Linked DNA regions of Homo sapiens: region 2 is linked to region 1. Evidence: read pairs that join two places in POLR2A ChIA-PET (ENCODE). Cell type or tissue: Panc1. All regions are shown on one strand. Links, peaks and the distances in the headings refer to the core of each region. The heading gives the core; the rest is flanking DNA.

The links. Peaks named below come from ENCODE experiments on the same cell type or tissue, not always from the same donor. Only the 100,000 strongest peaks of a DNase experiment are listed, where the experiment ranks them.
Region 2: POLR2A ChIA-PET joins it to region 1 with 16 read pairs; 2 of 35 experiments call an interaction of 5 or more read pairs at or near these places.

Annotation. Positions count from the first base shown.
Region 1 is chr6:147,110,306-147,115,741 of GRCh38, reverse strand. All of the region lies in intron 4 of STXBP5-AS1 (STXBP5 antisense RNA 1), which reads left to right. Among named protein-coding and RNA genes, the nearest start is that of LUADT1, 46 kb to the left of the region's middle. In Panc1, for the core only: no CTCF peak of the experiment used is centred there; no DNase peak of the experiment used is centred there; H3K27ac peaks cover 2,621 bases.
Region 2 is chr6:147,388,232-147,393,667 of GRCh38, reverse strand. STXBP5 (syntaxin binding protein 5) reads right to left here. Exons shown (of 28, transcript NM_001127715.4): 28 at 3,195-5,436. It overlaps LOC124901421 (a long non-coding RNA gene), which reads left to right. Exons shown (of 3, transcript XR_007059802.1): 3 at 1-4,970. Among named protein-coding and RNA genes, the nearest start is that of SAMD5, 120 kb to the left of the region's middle. In Panc1, for the core only: CTCF peaks have their summits at 2,350 and 2,550; no DNase peak of the experiment used is centred there; H3K27ac peaks cover 384 bases.

The DNA.
Region 1 (5,436 bases), core at 131-5,130:
ACAACTTCCTTGGCATCTTGAAAAAAAATTGTTGTAAAAAATTTTTTTCTTGAAAAAAAAATTACAACCAGGTAGAAAGGGTTTCACTTAGTAGCTATTATCACGTGCTATTAACAGATATAAAAAGAACAACCATATTTATTTCTTAGACGGTCACTAAGTACCAGAAAAGGAGGCAGAGGGTGTGTCCTTAAGCTGTAAGGTATTTCTAAAGTTAGTGCTTTGGGTGGGGAGTGGGCATCATCTTCTTCGTCATCATAACAATAATAGCAAACAGATAGCATACCAAGGTAGTAGGCAGTATTATGAACAATCTACATGTCCTAATTCATTTACTCCTCATGGCAAACCAAGGAGGTAGAAACTATTCATGTCCTTACCTCACAGTTGAGGATACTGAACCACGAAGAGGTTAGGTCACTTGTCCATGATGACATAGCTACGCAGGAGAGCCAAGAATAAAACAGCTTGGCTCCAGAGTTTATGCTCTTACCCCCTACCCTAGATGGCAACATTTATTAGGTCATATTATATGTCATGTCACGCATTATGCTGGGCATTGTGAGGGGGGAGATAAAACTCATTCAAGGGATTTACAGTTGAACACACATGTATATAATCTGTCTCCTTCCTACCTTGAGAGGTCATTTTCAAAGTTTCTGATGGTAAGGAAAAATTTCCCCAACTGCCCATGATTTATGTGGATTTTTGTTAACAAAGAAACACTGCTCTCCATGAATGAAGTGTCATGAGGATGCTCTGAAAGTTAGAATGAAGTCTTAACAACCACTCTGCCAATGACTGTGTATTGAGCACTTCCACAAAGCAGGCATTGCACTAAATACTCGTATGTAGTCTCACAGAATACCCACAACTACATGAGCCAGGACTTTAATTAGAAAGAATCACCATCTCCAGCCCCACTCCTGCATTTGTGCTTTTGGGTCAGTTTTGTTGGATGTACTTCTACGCAGCATTCTTGCAATGTGCCTTGAGTCACAGGGAGGTGAAAGATATTCTCTTGTTGGTTTCATGGTTTCAGCTGTAAGACATCTCTTCTTACATAAAACCCAGAAATCATACCCCACACTTAAGATAGTCTGTTTTTATGAATTTTGTAGGGGAAAAAAGCCAGCTAATTTCTACACTCCTCTGATCCTGTTATTTTCATGATCACACTTCCCTGCATTTCCTAGTTTCAGTTAGGGCTGAAAACAATGTGCCAAATTGCAGGAGTGTCTATTCTCAGAGTGCTTCCCTCTCCGCAGACAGAGAGGAGGTGGCTCTTCATCTCACCCAGATCCAGAGGCTCATTGGACTTCTTGCCATCCATTAGATGTAGTAGACTCTTAGAAAATGAGCAAGCTTTAGAAACCTACGCAGAATTTGAGGGCAGTACTTAAAATGAACTTCGAAGACATTTAAAGGTTTGCCTTCTGATGCTCTTTTCTGGCTTCAGCAGCTAGAACCATGAAATGTTAAATTGGACAACACTGGGTTATAAATATCCATGATTCATATTTGAATAGCTAAAGATTTCATCGTAATACAAACAGTTCAGTTAAACTCTATGTGAAATGGTGAAAAGACCCCAATTATGAAGACTGTCTCATCTGCAAAGACCCATCTTTAGCTGTTATAAAACCCCAGTGTCAGTATTTGATAACCTTGACCATAAAGTTTGAAGAACATTTCTTTCTCTCTGCGTTGCCTCCTTATATATAAAATGTCTGCACAGGTGCAAAGAATACTAGACAAACAATTGAGAGAGAGGAGCTAAGGTGAGGACACTCTTATTTTATACTTTTGTGTACTGGAATTTTTAAAAAACAAATACATTTTACTTTTGAAATTTTAAAAGTACTTTTAAAATAAAGAGGTTGCCAGGTAAGGTGGCTCTCACCTATAATCCCAGCACTTTGGGAGGCCAAGGCGGGTGAATGACTTGAGGTTGGGAGTTTGAGACCAGCCTGGCTAACATGAAAAAACCCTGTCTCTACTGAAAATGGAAACATTAGCCAGGGGTGGTGGCAGATGCCTGTAGTCCCAGCTACTCTGGAGGCTGAGGCAGGAGAATCACTTGAACCCAGGAGGTGGAGGTTGAAGTGAGCTGAGATTGCACCACTGCATAATCCAGCCTGGACAACAGAGTGAGACTCCATCTCAAAAAAAAAAAAAAAAAAAAAAACCAAAAACAAGTAAATTGTTTTAGATTACTCAAAAGAAAAGAAACATATGCCTCCTTTGTTCTTTGTTGAGAATAAAAAACAATATTCTCAGGGGGTGTTAGCCGTTCCCTCTCACAGTCTTAACCTTCACTTGAACAAATGCCTAAATTTGCATAACCAGTTACTAAAATAATTTTCACATTAAAGCAACCATTTTTAAAGTGTCCTTTATACCTCTAGTTTCAGTCCAAGATCACTTATTGCCTTTAGTTGTCATTTCTCTCTTAGACTCATTTAATTACGAATAGTCTCTCATTCTTTTTCTCTTTCTCACTAAAGCAACCATTATTTACCTGACATACTACATGACAAAATAGTTTTAGAGTGATTTTATAATTATACTTTTCTGAAGCTGTGCTTTTGGTTGCCAAAAGTCAGAACTGCCAATCTAACGTGTATTTTTATATGTAAGAAAAGACTAAAAATAGGTGATTTTTAAAAAGTTTGTCATTTTATTGTGTCACCCTTAGTAAAATTATAGCTCCAGAGCAGATACTATAAAAACATTTTGATAGGGCAGTTTTCTATTAGCAGTATCATGTTCTTTTAATGTAAATATCAGAAATATCTGGATTACCGACACAATATAAAAGAAAAAAGGAGGCTAAAGCCTTTGGCATCTTTAAATTAAATTTGTTTCTCGTGATTACAGAAATGCAAGAACACATATGATTTAAAAAAGAAAAAGCAGTTGTTATCTATAAAAAGTTCCTGGTCTTCTCTGCCAATGTTTGGAGACAGTTTTAGCTGGGAAAAAAGTGAAGTTTATCTTCACAGCATCTGTTCACCTTTCTTTTCCCTTTCGTAAGTTGCTATTTCTGTTTCTGGAATATTTATGCATCCATGCTCTCTTTTGGAATGCTTCTGATAACCTCATTTCCACTTAGATGTTCACATCTGATAGCCTGTTGTTTTCTTTCCAGGGAATATATTTTTAAGTAAAAGGATTAAATCTCTAATGGTTGACTATTGAGTACAAGGGAACAGGGGATAATCTGGGAGAAGGTCATTTCCCAATGCCTCAGAAGTGATAAAATGAATATATATATATTAATATAAAATAATTTATATATATATAAATTAGAGTGTGCTTTACCTATCTTGGTATTCCAATAAAACACACTTTGAGAGAAAGCATATGAGTTGAATGCATCTTCTATGTATTAAATCCTGGTGATAAAATTGTCTTTTCTTACATTTTATTTTTGCTAATACCATTATTATCGTTTTAAAGTTCAGGTTTTAGCTTACAATAATTTAGAATTACTCTGAATTTAATTTTAAAAAAAGTAGCCCAAAAAATATTTTATTTCAATATCTTTGTATTTAAAACATCCAAAAACTTGGAATGGTTAAAGCATCTATTCTGAAACATTAAATAACATTAATAATAACCAGAAAAATATTAAGAATGTACAGTGTGCCAGCACTATGCTAAATTATTCTTATGGATTATGGTTTTTAATATTTGCAGAGAACTGTAGGTTGTGGGAATTATTTCCTCCTTTCCACAGAGGAGAAACCTGAAGCTTAGAGAGTCCAAGCAATTCGTTCAACTGTTAAACCAGAAAGTGGCAGAATCAGAATTTGAACCTTGTTCTGTTTCCCTCCACAGCCCTTCACTCCTAATTGTTACACTGTAGATCTAACTACATGTCTTGCCCATCCTTATTAAATGCCACCTGTGTACCAGGCACTGACCTCAGATACTTATATACATTTTCTTTCTCTTTTAATCATGCTTAAGTGGGCTGTCCAGTTTTACACAGCTTAGGAGTAGCAGAGCCAGGGCTCAGATCCACGTCTTATGATTTAAAGTTGAGTAGTGTTTCTAGCACAGGAAGCTAATCTCTCAATCAAGCCAAGTCTGATATAAAACATGGAGAAAGTTAGAGGTGGGATCTTCAGTGACAATCCACTCCAAAAACTTTCGGCCTACCTTTACAACAAAGAGAAGTATGCAGTTCTCAATTGTGCACTTACTGAGCAAGGCATTAACGTAAAGTCATAACTAAACTTTATAGTTGCCATGCATAATTTCTAAATTAAATATTATCCATTCTATATTTGAAACAATTTAGGTGAGGATATTTTGTTTTTAGCTGCTGGAAACTGATTTACTCAATGTTAAACTTTAACTGTTTAGGGTACTGTATTTCCAATAATGAATGAGGAGCAGGAATGTTTTTGTGTAATGATACAATTGATGCAGGGCAGGCAAGCCCCAAAGTGCAGCTTAGCCTGCTGAGTTCTTGGCTTTGCCCAGGACAGAATTCAAGAGCAAGCCAGAGGTAGAAGAACAGGCATTACTGAAGAGGCAGTGATCCGCCTGCTTCAGCCTCCCAAAGTGCTAGGATTACAGGTGTGAGCCACCAAGCCTGGCACACAGTGATTTTTAAACAGTCACACTTTCCAGGCTGGGTGTGATGGCTCACGCCTGTAATCCCAGCACTTTGGGAGGCCGAGGCGGGTGGATCACGAGGTCAGGAGATCGAGACCACCCTGGCTAACACGGTGAAATCCCGTCTCTACTAAAAATACAAAAGATTAGCCGGGCGTGGTGGCGGGCGCCTGTAGTCCCAGCTACTCGGGAGGCTGAGGCAGGAGAATGGCGTGAACCCGGGAGGCAGAGCTTGCAGTGAGCCGAGATTGTGCCACTGCACTCCAGCCTGGGCGACAGAGCGAGACTCCATCTAAAAAAAAAAAAAAAAAAAAAAAAAAAAAATCACACTTTCCAATGCAGTTTAAAATGTTATCTAATCGTCACTGTATTACATTCCTAGGGCTCCCATAACAAAGTACCAGAAATTGGATGACTTAAAACAACACAAATTCATTGTCTCACAGCTCTGGAAAACTAGAAGTTTGAGATCAACGTATTAGCAAGGCCTTGTCCTTTCTGAAGGCTCTAGGAACAAACCCTTCCTTGCCTTTGCAGCTTCTTATGGTTCCCGGCAATCCCTGGCATTCCTTGGTTAGAGCTGCACAACTCCAATCTCTGCCTCCATTTCCACACGGCCTTATTCCCCTTGTCTCTGTGTGTCCTCTCCTTTTCTTATGAGAATATCATCATTGGATTTTGTACCCATCTTAATCCAGTGTGACCTCGTTTTAACTAAGTACATTCTGGGGTTCCAGACATGAGTTTTGGGGTACACTAATCAACCATCTATAAAATGTTGGTGTGTGTTTAGGCACTTGTGTGGCA
Region 2 (5,436 bases), core at 106-5,105, 280 kb before region 1:
AAGTGAATATAAATTTGTAAGAGGAATTAATGCAAACTGCTCTAAAATTCCAAACTAGCATTTAAGTAGTCTATACTTTCATGTATATATTATGGCATAACATTTATAAACATATTCGTGACAGTCCCACTGCATGGGAACAAATTTGAAAAAGGATGGGTCCTATTGCAGGTTCTACTCTCTGGCCCAAGGGTTCAAACGTCAGAGGGTGTGAGGGGCAAAGTGAGGCTACAACGGGAGTGAGGTTAGGAGGGGATACCCCCTTCGGAACGTTTTAGAAATATGTGTGACTTGTCTTTGTTCTTCTTGTGTGTAACCTCAGCATTTGCATATTGAAATACTTTTTTAAAAATTATAAATTGCTTTCATTTCATATCTCTGGCACATTAGTTCAGACACTATGTTGATTTTTAAAAATTGAATGTATAGGCAAGCATATTATCTATAATTTCATTACCAGATAGTAACGGAGACATCTAAACCATGTGATACAGAGAAGACACTGCTTCTAGGGCATTGCTCTACATCAGGGTTCTCAGTAAGTGTGGTTTGCAGACTGGCACCTTCGGCATCAGCTGGGAACTTGTTAAGATACCAATCCTCGGGCCCCACTGCAGGCTTACTGAATCAGAAACTCTGGGGATGTGATCCAGTGATGTGTTTTCACAAAAGTTGTGTATCCAGGAGATTCTGATGTTCAAGTTGGAGAACCACTGCTTAGACTAATGGTATCTGCAGTCACATTGTTATTAAAGGAACATGGAGGTTTTCACTTTCTGAAATGTGTGGTCTTCTAACTTTTGTACTCATGCAATGCTGTAATTTCTGGGCATCTTTGATCTTGAAAGCTAAAACACCTGGCTGGGTGTGGTGGCCCATGCCTGTGATTCCAGCACTCTGGGAAGTCAAGGGAGGAGGATCGCTTGAGCCCAGGGGTTCAAGACCAGACTGGACAAGATAGTGAGAACCTGTCACTACAAAAAAATGAAGATAAAAAACTTAACTGGAAGTGGTGAGGCACATTTGTAGTCCAAACTACTTGGCAGGTTGAGGCAGGAGGATTGCTTGAACCCAGGAGTTCAAGGCTGCAGTGAGCCATGATTGTACCACTGCACTTCTGCCTGTGTGAGAGTGAGACTGTGTCTCAAAAAATAAAAAAGCAAGCTGGATAAACACCCTAGTGAAGCAGCAGTGTGTTCTATCCAAACATACTCCTGCAGTGCTCTTGGGAGTTACAATTCTCAGCCTCAGCACAGTATTTCTTCCATGTACTAATGTGTTTTGCTTTATCTGCTGATATTTTGAGTGTCTGGAGGTAACAAAGAGTAGGGATGGCGTTATTGTATTTACAAACATTATTTACAAATCTACTCAGTATTTAGGAGGGGCCCTGGGAAACAGAGGGATTGCATTATTTCCCTGCTAAATGGGCAAAGAAAAGTAGTTAGCTAAAATAAAACATACTAAAGAGTAAAGAGAATTGGGGTGAGAGGCATGGGGGGCAGGAACAGAAATGAAATGGAAGCAGCAGAGAGAAGTGGAAAGAAAGGTTCAGAGTCGAACTCAGCCCGGGAGAGATGAACAAGGAGGTCTCTTGTTTGGTGGGACACACACACACACACACACACACACACACACACACACACACACTCTCTCTCTCTCTCCTTAATAACTTTAAATGAAGTCCTCAGACTCCCTTCCTTTGCTACTAACAGAATATTCTATTTTGTTGGAACCTTGTTAAATATGTATCTTACTTTCATGCTGTTTTTGAAAAGTTATTAAAAAAAGAAGCTATGGGGTTTTGTTTTTTAAAACAGTATAAAATCATATAAAATGACTAAAACTAAATGTTAGAATATTTCCATAAGTTTAAAGTTAACAGAATATACATTATTGATATTAAAAAGACAGACTGAATTTGAAAAAAATAAAATGACAGGTAAGTATTTTCTTATTTAAAAGATGTTTTAGTCTAAAAAAAGCATTTTGAAAGCTTTCCTTAAGGTACCTAGGACAAAACACTTTTGTACAAAAACTGAAAAAAGCATAAAAATGGGGCAAACATACAATTTTTAAACTAATGGAAGAAAATCAGAATCTTCCTGTAAACTCCTAGAAAATCAGAATCTTCCTGTAAATTCCTATGAAGGGTTACAATGACAACTTAAATTTTTATCTAAAGCAGTGGATAGCACTGTACTATTTACACAGCACATACCCAATATAATGTTCTTTAAAAAGGCATGACCGGAGACATGAAGACAATCTTCAGTTTTTAAAATTTTATCACTTTATGCCTCTATTTCCTAGAAAGACACTGAAAAATTTTTTGATAATAAACCAGATCACTCTACCAAATGATTTACATAACTTTATAATACCTTAGGAACATATTATCTGTTCCATATCTAAGAGTGTTTAGTAACTTTCTGGATAAAAAAGTATCATGAAAATTATCCTTTGGAAAGTCTATGTTTTTTTCCCATGTAAAATTGTACTGCAACGCTTCTTGCTAAAGGCTCACACAGTGAGACGAGACTGCCACCATGTGGGATAAGCATGTGTCACAATAAAAAATATATATATTTCAAAATCAAATAATCCTTCAATGTAATAAGAGAACTACTACGTCTTTTATTCTAAAACACAACAGAAACAGTGGTAAGTACTGTTTGGTCTTCTTTACATTTTTCAAGATTCATTAATGTGATACTCATTTTTCGTACAAGTAGTTGGACACTGACACTCTGTGGAAACTATCCATATCCTTGCTACTCAAAGTATGTTCCAAGACCAGCAGCATCTATATTAGCTTGAAGCTTGTTAGAGATGCAAAATCAGGCCACACCTCAAATGCAATGAATCAGAATCTGTATTTTAATATGATCCTCAGGTGATTCGCGTACACACTAAAGGCCAAGAAGCATGCACTCAGATTTCATTCCTATTCCTTAACTCTCACCCTGTCTCCTTTACTCTCAATCCACCCAACACAGGGGTAGGTGTTTTTCACCAAAAACTCCAGATAGTCAAGAAAAATATAGTTGGTATTACCTGAGTTATATGATTAGCTTCACTTTCAGTAAATGTGGGAATCTATTTTTTTAATCAATTATTTTCTTAGGTTATTAATAGATTAATTCCATAATTCAGAAAAAAATTAGAACAAATTTTCCAGGAAAAAGGGCTTGTTTAGTTTCAGGAGAGATTAGAGTATTTTATTTTGCCCAATCAGAGCCCTTCAGCATAAAGAGACATTCATATACATATATATGAACATTTTCCAGAAACATTAATTAATTTATAATACATTTTTTAAAATACCAGCTTAACGGTATTTATTTACAAAAATATTTCATTACCTAATTTTAAACTTTTTGCTGTGATGACAGTTTGTAAAGTACAGGAATGCAAAATAACTACAAAGTTTAACACGTTTTTAGTGTTTCCAATAGTGCTTTTCTTTTTAGATGAAACAATACACAGATTTTTTTTAAACCGTATTTCAAAATGCATATTCCAGCAATTACCTTTGAGATAGTTACTGGGACTGAGCAAGATTAAATAAAAAGTGCAGCAACTGAAAAACACCTGCAAGTTACAGTTTAAGGTATACACAAGCTAGAGCTCTATACCAAGCATGCTTGCCCCTGAAGTGGACAATGTTAGAAAAACTTAATCTTGCTCTTTTTCATATTGTCTTTTGGTAATGCATTTACAATGAACCAATAGTATAACTAGAAAGCAAAAGTGTTTTTCTGGTTCTAACTATCATGTGGAATAGAGGTCACACCTAAAGTATCACAGTACTATTTATTTACAAAAAAAAAAAGTTAAAAAAATTAAAACAAGATTTACCCTCTTTGCATTGCTTTCCATTGCTATGTTGATTGTATTTTCAACTCCTTACACTGTCTTCAGTTGAAGCAAAGTTTAGACAATACAAAACAAATAGCAAAAGTAAATAAACAAAAACAAACAAAACCAACTACCAAATAAATAGGATTCCATTGCCATTAACCTATATCCATTTGAAATGCCTGAATCAAACAACCTACAATAAATACTGGTTTATTTACATGTCATACACTATAAAATTTTAAACGATAAGCCTCATTGTAAAATACTGGCAAAACTGACATTCATGATTTTTCTGATGTAAAGAATAAAATAAAGAGACCACTTACATGTAGCCCTGGACTACTGTACTGAATTTGTAAATGAATTGTGCCTATATTGTTAAAATTAATTTGACTGTATTAATAACTGAAGAAAGCAATGTTATAACCCTGGTAATTGGGAAGTTATTAAAATCATTTAATTCATCTGAGAAAGGTAAGCCAGTTTTCCCTTTTTTTCTTTTTTTGGTTGTTTTTGGTTGCAACAACTGTTTTCTGTCTACAGAACCTTTTTTAAAACTTCGGAGGCAGTAGTAAAATCATTAATATTCACAGGAAAAATAATTCCCATAGCACTTTACAAGAAATTGATCAGAGTGATGAAAAGTGCAATTAACAAAAGCTGTAAACAGTATCTTCACATTCATTTTCAAATGAAAAGAAAAATCTGTGGGCATAAATTTCAATCCAAGAGAACAAATACCCTAAAAGGGAAAAGAAAAAAGAAGGACATTTAAGATATAGGAGTGCTTTTTTCCCCCCAAAGTAAATACAGATTAAAAAGTCTAAGAATGTTGATCAAGTATCAAACTGATAAGGAACAAATTCTATAAACTACAAAATAAAAACCTTCATTGACAAAAATACATAAACTCTGTTTTCATTTTTGGAAATTTATTTTTAAAAAAGGTAGAAGAAAATACCTGGAAAACTATTTTAAATATATATATATATATCTATATTTTAAAACAATAGTTAAGGTAGGCATCCAACAGCAAACTGAAGCTATTGAGAAAGATCTTGCAATTATTGTTGTGGGCATTTTCCCCCAAAATAAAATTAATATTTGAAAATGCTCAATAGAGGGTTTTTTAAAGCATAGAAATGATATCTTTCCTGTTCATGTGTGAAGATTTTTAAATGATGTATGATTTTTTAAAATTAATTGTATCTCGATATGAGATACCAGTATTTCTTATTATAAGCGTAAAACATAACTTTTTGTATGGATAATATACATACTTTTTAAGTACTTTGACTTAAACTTAACAAGTTCACCATTTTAAAATTAAAGTACATTTATAAAAATTCCATTTTAAAACTAAAAGTATATTTTCTAGCAGTATGTATAAATATAACATGTTACTGTATGATCTTAAAACAAATCTGAAAGTGTTGCAATAATTTAAGACCAAGAACACTGAAACATACAGCAGATTATTTTACTATTTTTTAAATCTATATAAAACCCTATTAAAGGTTTTAAAACTGATCAGTTTATTTAAGGTACAGCTAGCAGCATATTCATGATTTT